Regions from separate parts of the Homo sapiens genome. Here region 2 is linked to region 1. A link is a contact called in ENCODE Hi-C or POLR2A ChIA-PET data. All regions are on one chromosome and are shown on one strand. Each heading gives the region's core, a stretch centred on a gene start or an enhancer-like site at or near the end of the contact. The rest is flanking DNA. Distances are from core to core; before and after follow the strand shown.

Region 1 (4,396 bases), core at 62-2,561:
AGGTGAGAGGGTGTCCCAGTGGCGCACGGGCCCCCTAGCCAAGGTTTTCTCATATTCCTGATGGAGCAAGGGCACTGCTGTCAAGGGGCAGCACTCAGGTAAAGGACAGTGTGGCTGACTTGGAACTCCCAACCCCTCTGCCTCCAGGCACAGTACGGCCTCACCGACGAGGTTCACCAGCTAGAGGCAACCATCGCTGCCCTGAAGCAGAAGCTGGCGCAAGCACAGTAGGTCTCGGGAGTGGGCGGAAGGAGCAGTGAGACGCTGCCCACAAATGGGGCCTCTTGCTGGCTGCTGGCTCCCTGGGGCTGTCTTCCTGACTGAAGGCTATGCACGCAGCCCAGGCCTCCCAGCCTCATGGGGGCTGGGGGGTTGTCAATGTCCTTCCCTAGGGACGCACTGGACGCCCTGTGCAAGCACCTGGCCCGGCTGCAGGCTGACATTGCCTGCAAGGCCAACTCCATGCTGCTGGACACCAAGTGCATGGACACACGGCGCAAGCTGACCGTGCCTGCTGAGAGGTTCGTGCCTGAGGTGGACACCTTCACACGTACCACAAATAGCACCCTGAGTCCACTCAAAAGCTGCCAGCTGGAGCTGGCCTAGCCTTGGAGGACTGCAGGAGGAGGGCAGGGTTGGGTGGGCAATGGAAGGAGGGAGGAGAGAAATGAATGGAATAAATGCAGAGGATCTCAGGCCGGCTGTTCTCTGCCCCACTGTATGTAGCCAGCAGGGAGAGGGTTCTTGAACACCCTCCTGTCTATGGAGGAGCAAAGATGGGGAACACTATTCCTCCGAACTCCATGTACCAAATCCAGTTCTTTCCCTCCCCTCAGGGCACCCCTCTCTGGGCTGGGTCAGCACTCCTGGGCTGCAGCAGCGCGGCCTCTACCTGGCTGTGTCCCAGTTGGCCCCTGGTCCGCCCTCCTGATGCTTAAGGGAGGCCCACAGGGGGCAAGGGCCCGGTGGGAGGGCTTGGGGGTGGTCCCGGCCTCGGTGGGGAGGGCCGGCTGGGGGTGCGGAGTTAGGGTTGCTCGCCTGCGGAAGGCAGTGTGGGCTGCAGTGATCCAATGGTCTGGCTCAGTGCCCATCCCCCGGAGACCCCATAGTGGCCTTCCCACCCAGTTAGCCCAGTGGTGAGGAGCGGAAAACCGAGACTCAAAGCACAGGCTGGCGGGAAGTGCGCGGCGCCGCGACTCCGGGCCGCTGGGCGGCGCTGTGGGCCTGGCGGCGGAGTGGAAACTCTAGGCCCCAGGGAGCGCTGCGGACGGAAGTAGGGAAACTGTGAGGGCGGCACCGGAAGTGGCGAGCAGTCTGCGCGCGGATGGCCGCAGCGGCGATGGCGGCAGCGGCAGGTGGAGGGGCTGGCGCGGCCCGCTCCCTCTCGCGCTTCCGAGGCTGCCTGGCTGGCGCGCTGCTCGGGGACTGCGTGGGCTCCTTCTACGAGGCCCACGACACCGTCGACCTGACGTCAGTCCTGCGTCATGTCCAGAGTCTGGAGCCGGACCCCGGCACGCCCGGGAGTGAGCGGACAGGTGGGCGGGGCCGGGCGCAAGTCAGAGGCCGTGCGGGAGGGAGGCCGAAGGGGCGCGGAGCCTCCGGGGGCGACGGGTCGGGGGTGCGCGGGGATGAGGCTGCCGAGGGCACCGGGGCCAGAGCCGGATGACCCGCAGACAGCTTGAGCTCAGCGAGTGCCAGTGCGATCTCCGGCCTTATAGACGTCTCGCCCCGAACATCCCGTGCTCGGGGCGTGGCAGCACCGGGGCCTCAACCGTGCAGGGTGTGGATAAACCCATCGTAAGTTGAAAATACCTGAAGTGGAAAGTGCGCTTTCAGCTTAGACGACCGTTTTATCTGGACGCAGCCCCATCGGACGTCGAGGAGCCTATGAATGCGTATCAGCGTTATCAGAAAGCCGAAAAAAACTTAAGTTGAACCATCCTAAGTCGGGGACTGTCTGTCCACCCTTGCCGACTTGACCTCTTTTTCCCGGTTCTCTAGAGTCAGTATACCACCAGCCCGTTCTCCACCCCGCAAGGCGTGCTTTGGAAGCCTGACTCTAATCGCGTCCTCCCCTGCCTAAAACCCTGCTGTGATTTCCCATTACCCTTAGTACAGAGCCACATTCCTTAACGTGTCCGACGTGGTCCGGCCCTCCCACACGTCTGCAGTTTCGTTTTCCGCCAGCCTTGGCCTTGCTTTCTGCTCTTCGGTTCCTCACACCATGATTCCTCTAGGCCAGGCGTTTGCATGCGCTGTCTCGCCTGTAAAACTAACTTCCCTTCCCTTGTGGGCTCAGATCCCGGCTCAGGTAGCAGGTGTGAGGTCAAGCAGAGGAGGTGAATCTTCTTGGAGAGCAGGTAGCATAGTAAGAAGAAAGGGCCATGGTCAGAACCCTGGAGAACACCGGTAATTAAGAGGGAGGGAGGGAGGGAAGGGGATTAGGGAAGGAAACAGTTTGATAGGAGGAGAAGCAGGAGTGGCTATCAACGAAACCTAGGAAAAGAATTTCAAAATGAAGACACTGATCACTGGTGGTGTGCTCCAGAGAAGTGAAGTAGGAGGAGATCTGGATCCAGAAACTATCATTTTCAATCTGGGTATGGTGGCGCACACCTATAATCCCAGCTACTCCAGAGACTGAGGTGGAAGGATCATCGCTTAAGTCCAGGAGTTCGAGACTAGCCTGGGCAACATGGCAAGATCCTGTCTATAAAAAAGAAAAACAAAACAAAAACAAAAAGACTGGAGCTGCAAGGATGGCAGCCACAAGGGGATGGAAGTTTTCTTTCAGAAATCAGAAGATCAAACCATGATGTAGGCTCATAATAAATAAATACATAAAATAGAAAGCAGCAGGACTGACTTGGAATAAAGAATTGCTGAAAATCCCATTGCTGAGATCCTAAGGCTTCCCAGGCCCACGAAAGTGAATGGGAGTGAGAAACTGATTTGAGGTCATTTTAGATGTGGTAACTCTGAAACATGAGTAGAGGCTGGGTGCCGTAGCCACAACTGTAATCCCAGCGCTTTGGGAGAGTCCACTTGAGCCCAAGAGTTTGAGACCAGCCTGGCAACAGGATGAAACTCCATCTCTACAAAAAAAAAAAAAAAAAAAAAAAAAAGCCAGGCGCAGTGGTGTGCACCTGTAGTCCCAGCTACTCGGGAGGCTGGGGCAAGAGGCTCCTTGAGCCTGGGAGGTCGAGATGGAGTGAGCCATGGTCGTACCACTGCACTGCAGCTTAGGCAACAGAGTGAGACCCTGTACCAAAAAAATAATAATATAAACTAAAATAAAAGGTGAGCAGGGCCAGGCACAGTGGCTCAGGCCTATAATCCCAGCTCTTTGGGAGGCCAAGGCAGGAGGATTGCTTGAGCCCAGGAATTCAAGACCAGTCTGGACAACAGAGTGAGACCCTGTCTCTACAAAAAAATAAAAGTAGCTGGGTGTGATGATGCATGCCTATAGTCCCAGCTACTTGAGAGGCTGAGGCAGAAGGATAGCTTGAGCCCAGGAGTTCAAGACTGCAGTGAGCCATGATTGCACCAGTGCACTCCAGTCTGGGCAACAGAGCGAGACTCTGTCTCCAAAAAAAGCAAAAAACAACAACAAAAAAAACAAAGGTGAGCAGGAGGCTCTCATCCTCCCTCCTCTCCCCACAGAAGCCTTGTACTACACAGATGACACAGCCATGGCCAGGGCCCTGGTGCAGTCCCTGCTAGCCAAGGAGGCCTTTGACGAGGTGGACATGGCTCACAGGTGAGGGGGATGGTCCTGGGCTGAGGCAAACCAGGTGGGAAAGTTATTGCACCCCTTGACCAGAGGAATGACATTTGTGCATGTCCACGCCCCCAACCCTCCACAGAAGCCTGTGTCAGGCTGGCACAGCTTCCCAAGCTAAAACAGCAGCACTGCTGGTGCAGGCTCCTTAGGCCCCCGAGGCTTTCTCTTTTTCCAAACTAGCCTCGATTTCTTCTCTCCCAACCCTTAGAGGCATCTTGTAAATCTGAATTCTGTCTCCCCTTCTGTTCCCTAGATTTGCTCAGGAGTACAAGAAAGACCCTGACAGGGGCTATGGTGCTGGAGTAGTCACTGTCTTCAAGAAGCTCCTGAACCCCAAATGTCGCGATGTCTTTGAGCCTGCCCGGGCCCAGTTTAACGGGAAAGGCTCCTATGGCAATGGAGGTGCCATGCGGGTGGCTGGCATCTCCCTGGCCTATAGCAGTGTCCAGGATGTGCAGAAGGTATTCAGGGCGGGCTGGCTTCTGGGCTGTCCCCTTCCTCTTCTGCAGCAGGGCTTCTGTGACAGCAGGTCTCCTCCTCCCTAGTTTGCCCGGCTCTCGGCCCAGCTGACACACGCCTCCTCCCTGGGTTACAATGGCGCCATCCTGCAGG
Region 2 (4,485 bases), core at 79-2,578, 230 kb after region 1:
AGGGTGCCCGTGGCCGTGGGGCTGGGCCCCAGCGTGCCTGTGCCCAGCAGGTCCGGCTGCCCGGTGCGCCAGATCTCCCGCAGGATCCGTTCGCGCTCCTCCAGCCGCTGCGCCCGCTCCAGCTCCTCCGCCGACGTGAAGACGTTGACGTTGAGGGGCCCGTCCGGCTCTGCGGACAGCTCGGGGCCCGGCAGCGTGTCGTCGGGGCCCAGCCGAGTCACCGTGTCCTCCTCGTCCTCGTCGTCGTCCTCGGGCTCCAGGGTGCTGCTGCGGGGGTCCCGGCGCTGAGCCGGGCCCCGGGGCCGCGGGCGGGGCGCCCACGAGATGCTGATGACGAGCAGGCAGAGGGTGAGCAGCAGGCCGAAGCAGACGCCCAGCACGAAGTAGAGGCCGAAGCTCTCGGGGTTGGCTGCGGGGCACAGGGCGGGGGTCACGGAGAGGCCCGGACGGGTGGGGGTTGTCCCACTTCCGAAAGACCCCAGGTTCTAGGTGTGGGGGCGAGGCCTGTAACCCCTACTCGAAGGGCATTAGGGAACCGCCAGCGGGCAAGAGGGCGGGGAGCGGGGCGGAGGGGACGGACAAGGCGCTGGGGAGGGAAGGGGATGGTGGTCAGGGAAGGGTTCAGGCCCCCAGTCTTCCGGCGCCCGCCCTCACCGCGGATGTGCGCGTAGGCAGCCAGGCTGTTGCTGAGCAACTCCATGTCCCTTCGCGGGGCATCCATGCTGCTCTGGGGGGCAGCTCCCCTACCAGCCTGCGAGGTCAGCAAAGTCAGATCCTTCTCCCAGCCTGGAGCCCACCCCGACCCCTTCCGCGGGCAGCTCCTCTCCCGGGAGCCGCGGGCCCAGGTTCCACCCTGGAGAGAGCGCTTCCCTAACTTCGTGGCGGCCCGGGGCCCTGTCGGGGGGAACCCCTCTCCCGGGCGCGGACGCCCCTCCAGTCCTGGGAGCAGCGCCGGGGACCGCGGGAGGCCCCGCCCCCTGGTGAGGTCCCCAGCTGAGGCCCGGTTCCGCCGTCCCGGGGCGGGATGGAGGATAGGGACGCTGAGCCTCCACGCCCCAGGCGGGCTCCGGGAAGGGAAGCTGCCTCTCTCCTCGCCCGGCCGCCCCGCGGGGACCCACCGGCCCGGGGCCAGGCCCACTCACCGTCAGCGCCCCGCTTCCCGGCTGCCCGGCCCCAGCGCGTCCCGCGGCCGCATACACTGGGTCCGGCCGCCCCCGCCCGCTCGGGTCCCGCCGCCCCTCCGGCCCCGCTGGGCTCCCAGGCCGCGGCAGCACGGGCGGGACACGGACCGAGGGACCAGCCGGCGGAAAGTTTCCTCCGAGGAAAGAGGAGGGACGGGGCGGGGCGGGGCGGGCGGGGAGGCGGGGAGGAAAAGGGCTGGGAGAGGAAGGGGAGAGGAGCGGGCAGCCGGGAGGAGGGAGAGCCCGGCCCGCGGGCCGTCCGTCCCCCACAGGAAACCGCCGGGGAGGCCGCGGCAGGGACCCGCCCCCAGGCCACTAACAGCAACAACAGAGAGGCTGGAGCTCTGCCTGCGTGCGGGCCAAGGGCTAAACCTTGGACAGGTTCTTTCACTTACTCCGCCTGACAACCCTGCGACGTGATACCATTATCCCCACTTCGCAGATCAAATAAACGGAGTCTTGGAGAGATTGAATTGACTTTACCAAAACCGTCAGGATTTGAATCTGCTGCTCTCTGATCCTAAAGCCTGAGCTAGAAACCACCGCTCCCCCTCCTAGGAGGCCCCTTCCAGGCAAAGCTGCTTCTCTTCCCCAGACCCATGCTGGACTGGAAGGGAGGGGACTGTCCACCCCTCCTTCCAGGGCCCAGGCTTGAATGTGTCCCCTGGCCGAGCTCTGGTCTAGTCACGCAGGGTTAATGATTGTTGGACTCCAGCTTTGAGCCAGGGCCCGGCCAGCAGTCTCGCAGACCCCAGCGTGGGGCCTCTGTGCCTGCGAGCTCCTGCGCTCTTGTGCACCAAGCAGCTTGTGGCGGCTTGTGGCAGATCCCACCCCATCCCGTCCCCCACCCCAAGGCTAAACCTGCCTGTGCTCACACACGCATTTCCCACCTGGGCTTGTGCATGCAATGTGGTGTGTGATCAGTGTGTGTGGCGGGGGGCTTCCTTCTGCCCTGTCTCCACGGGGCCCCCCCATCATGGACCTCCCCTCCCTTGCTGGAGCTAGAATGAGGGGGAGGCCGCCTTGGCGGGAGCCTTAGAGAGGAGGAGGAAAGGGGGAGAGGAAATTGCAGACATAGCTGAAGGCGCTGCCTGAGGCCTGTGGGCCAGCGACCCTCTCCCTGTCCGGGCTGCAGACCCCTACTCCCCCAGTCCCGAGACTGGGTTCAAGTAGAGGGCAGATCTAGATGGGGGAGGACTAGGACTGACTCCTATGGGGATGGAAAAGGGACTCCTGGGTGTCTTTGTGACTGTTTAGTGTGTTCTGTGAATGTGCGGGCAGGTATTTTTGCCCACATCTGTATATTTGTCTATTAATGTGATGTATTTGAGTATTGTTGTGGGGGCGGGTATGTCTGTATATAAATCTGTGCAGCCACTAGTCAACAAATACTGTGTATGCCTAGCACTTCCTAGTCTAGTCCACAGCATCTGTGGGTTTAACCAACTTTGCATCAAAAATATTCAAAACCAAAATTGCATCTGTGCTGAACATGTACAGACTTTTTTTCTTATCATTATTTCCTAAACAATAGATATATTTAATTTTTTTTCTTTGAGACAGGGTCTCACTCTGTCACCCAGGCTGGAGTACAGAGGTGCTATCTCAGCTCATTCACAACCTTTACCTCCTGGGCTCAAGTGAGCCTCCCATCTCATTCTCCCAAGTAGCTGGGAGGGACCACAGGCGTGCACCACCATGCCTGGCTAATTTTTGTAGAGATGGGGTTTTGCCATGTTGCCCAGGCTGGTCTTGAACTCCTGGGCTCAAGTGATCCACCCACCTCAGCCTCCCAAAGTGCTGGGATTACAAGTGTGAGCCATCATGCCGGCCAATAGTGTATTTTCATAGCGGTTACATTATATTAGATATTATAAGTAATCAAGAGATGATTTAAAGTATACAGGAGGATGTGTATAGGTTAAATGCAAATACTGAACCAATTTATTTTACATCAAGGACTTGAGGATCCTTGGATTTTGGTGTCTATGGGAGGGAGGTCATGGAGCCAATCCCCTGAGAATACTGAGGGACAGTTTTTTTTTTGTTGTTTGTTTTTGTTTTTGAGACGGAGTCTCGCTCTGTCACCCAGGCTGGAGTGCAGTGGCGCGATCTCGGCTCACTGCAAGCTCTGCCTCCCAGGTTCATGCCATTCTCCTGCCTCAGCTTCCCAAGTAGCTGGGACTACAGGCGCCTGCCACCACGCCTGGCTAATTTTTTGTATTTTTAGTAGAGACCGGGTTTCACCATGTTAGCCAGGATGGTCTCGATCTGCTGACCTCGTGATCCACCTGCCTTGACCTCCCAAAGTGCAGGGATTACGGGCGTGAGCCACCGCGCCCAGCCCTGAGGAATAGTTTTAATGGGGATTTAACAATAAACAGAACAGACACAAATCCTTGCCCTCATGGAGCTGACACTAAATTGGAGAAACAATAGAAGATAATCTCAGATGCTTCTAAGTGCTGGGGGGCATGACAGGATAGGGTAATGCGATGGACAACACCTGGGAGTGGCTCTCACAGGGACATCCACAGTGAGACCTGAATCCTAAGGAGGAGGCAGCTGTGCCAGGATCTGGGGAGAGTGTCTGGGCAGGAGTAAGAACATGCTTGGGATACCTCCCTCCAAGGGAAGAAAGCCACGCAGATGGTGTGTGGGTGCAGGGGAGAGTGGCAGGGGCTGCCCGTGCAGGGACTCGATGGCCTTGTTGATGAGCTTTTTCTTTCTTTCTTTCTTTTTTTTTTTTTTGAGACGGAGTTTCACTCTTGTTGCCCAGGCTGGAGTACAAAGGCGCGATCTCTGCTCACTGCAACCTCTGTCTCCCGGATTCGAGTGATTCTCCTGCCTCAGCCTCCCGAGTAGCTGGGATTACAGGCATGCACAACCACACCCTGCTAATTTTGTATTTTTAGTAGAGATGGGGTTTCTCCATGTTGGTCAGGCTGGTCTCGAACTTCTGACCTCAGGTGATCTGCCCACCTTGGCCTCCAAAGTGCTGGAATTACAGGTGTGAGCCACCGTGCCCGGCCAGGAGCTTGGTTTTTAATGTAAGTGTGGTGGGGAGCTCCTGGAGCGTTGAGCAGGGGAGTGTCATGGCCCTGTGACACATTTTGGAAAGATCCCTGTGGTGGCTCAGTGTAGGGTGGGCCACTGTGGGCAAGAAGGGGAGCAGGGAGGGTGGTGAGTAGGCTGGCAGCTGTCCAAGCCAGTGAGGGCGGGGCCGGTGGAGAGGCGAGAGGGCTCAGACTCAGGTGGTGTTCTGAAGGGAGTTCCTGCACTGGACTTGAATGTGAGGGAGAGA

The links. A loop is a pair of places that touch in the nucleus more often than their neighbours do. ChIA-PET counts read pairs that join two places held with the same protein, here RNA polymerase II (POLR2A). Pooled maps may share reads with other maps.
Region 2: a pooled map shows a loop between it and region 1 (2.8-fold over the local background). The contact joins the promoter of EVA1B here to the promoter of ADPRS in region 1. A Hi-C loop is called at or near these places in 3 of 50 pooled maps. POLR2A ChIA-PET finds 5 or more read pairs at or near these places in 2 of 52 experiments (CD8-positive, alpha-beta memory T cell and H1).

The regions. Positions count from the first base shown.
Region 1 is chr1:36,087,581-36,091,976 of GRCh38, forward strand. ADPRS (ADP-ribosylserine hydrolase) reads left to right here and starts at 1,312. Exons shown (of 6, transcript NM_017825.3): 1 at 1,312-1,535; 2 at 3,664-3,760; 3 at 4,038-4,245; 4 at 4,330-4,396. The coding sequence starts at 1,325. It overlaps TEKT2 (tektin 2), which reads left to right. Exons shown (of 10, transcript NM_014466.3): 8 at 1-2; 9 at 148-227; 10 at 393-695. The coding sequence ends at 606. RefSeq lists enhancers at 815-1,400, 1,401-1,985 and silencers at 1,130-1,219, 1,330-1,759.
Region 2 is chr1:36,322,317-36,326,801 of GRCh38, forward strand. It overlaps EVA1B (eva-1 homolog B), which reads right to left and starts at 1,329. Exons shown (of 3, transcript NM_001304762.2): 1 at 1,143-1,329; 2 at 655-751; 3 at 1-409. The coding sequence starts at 721. It also overlaps a transcript of SH3D21 not described here. RefSeq lists silencers at 527-716, 807-856, 917-1,276, 1,367-1,596 and an enhancer at 598-1,482.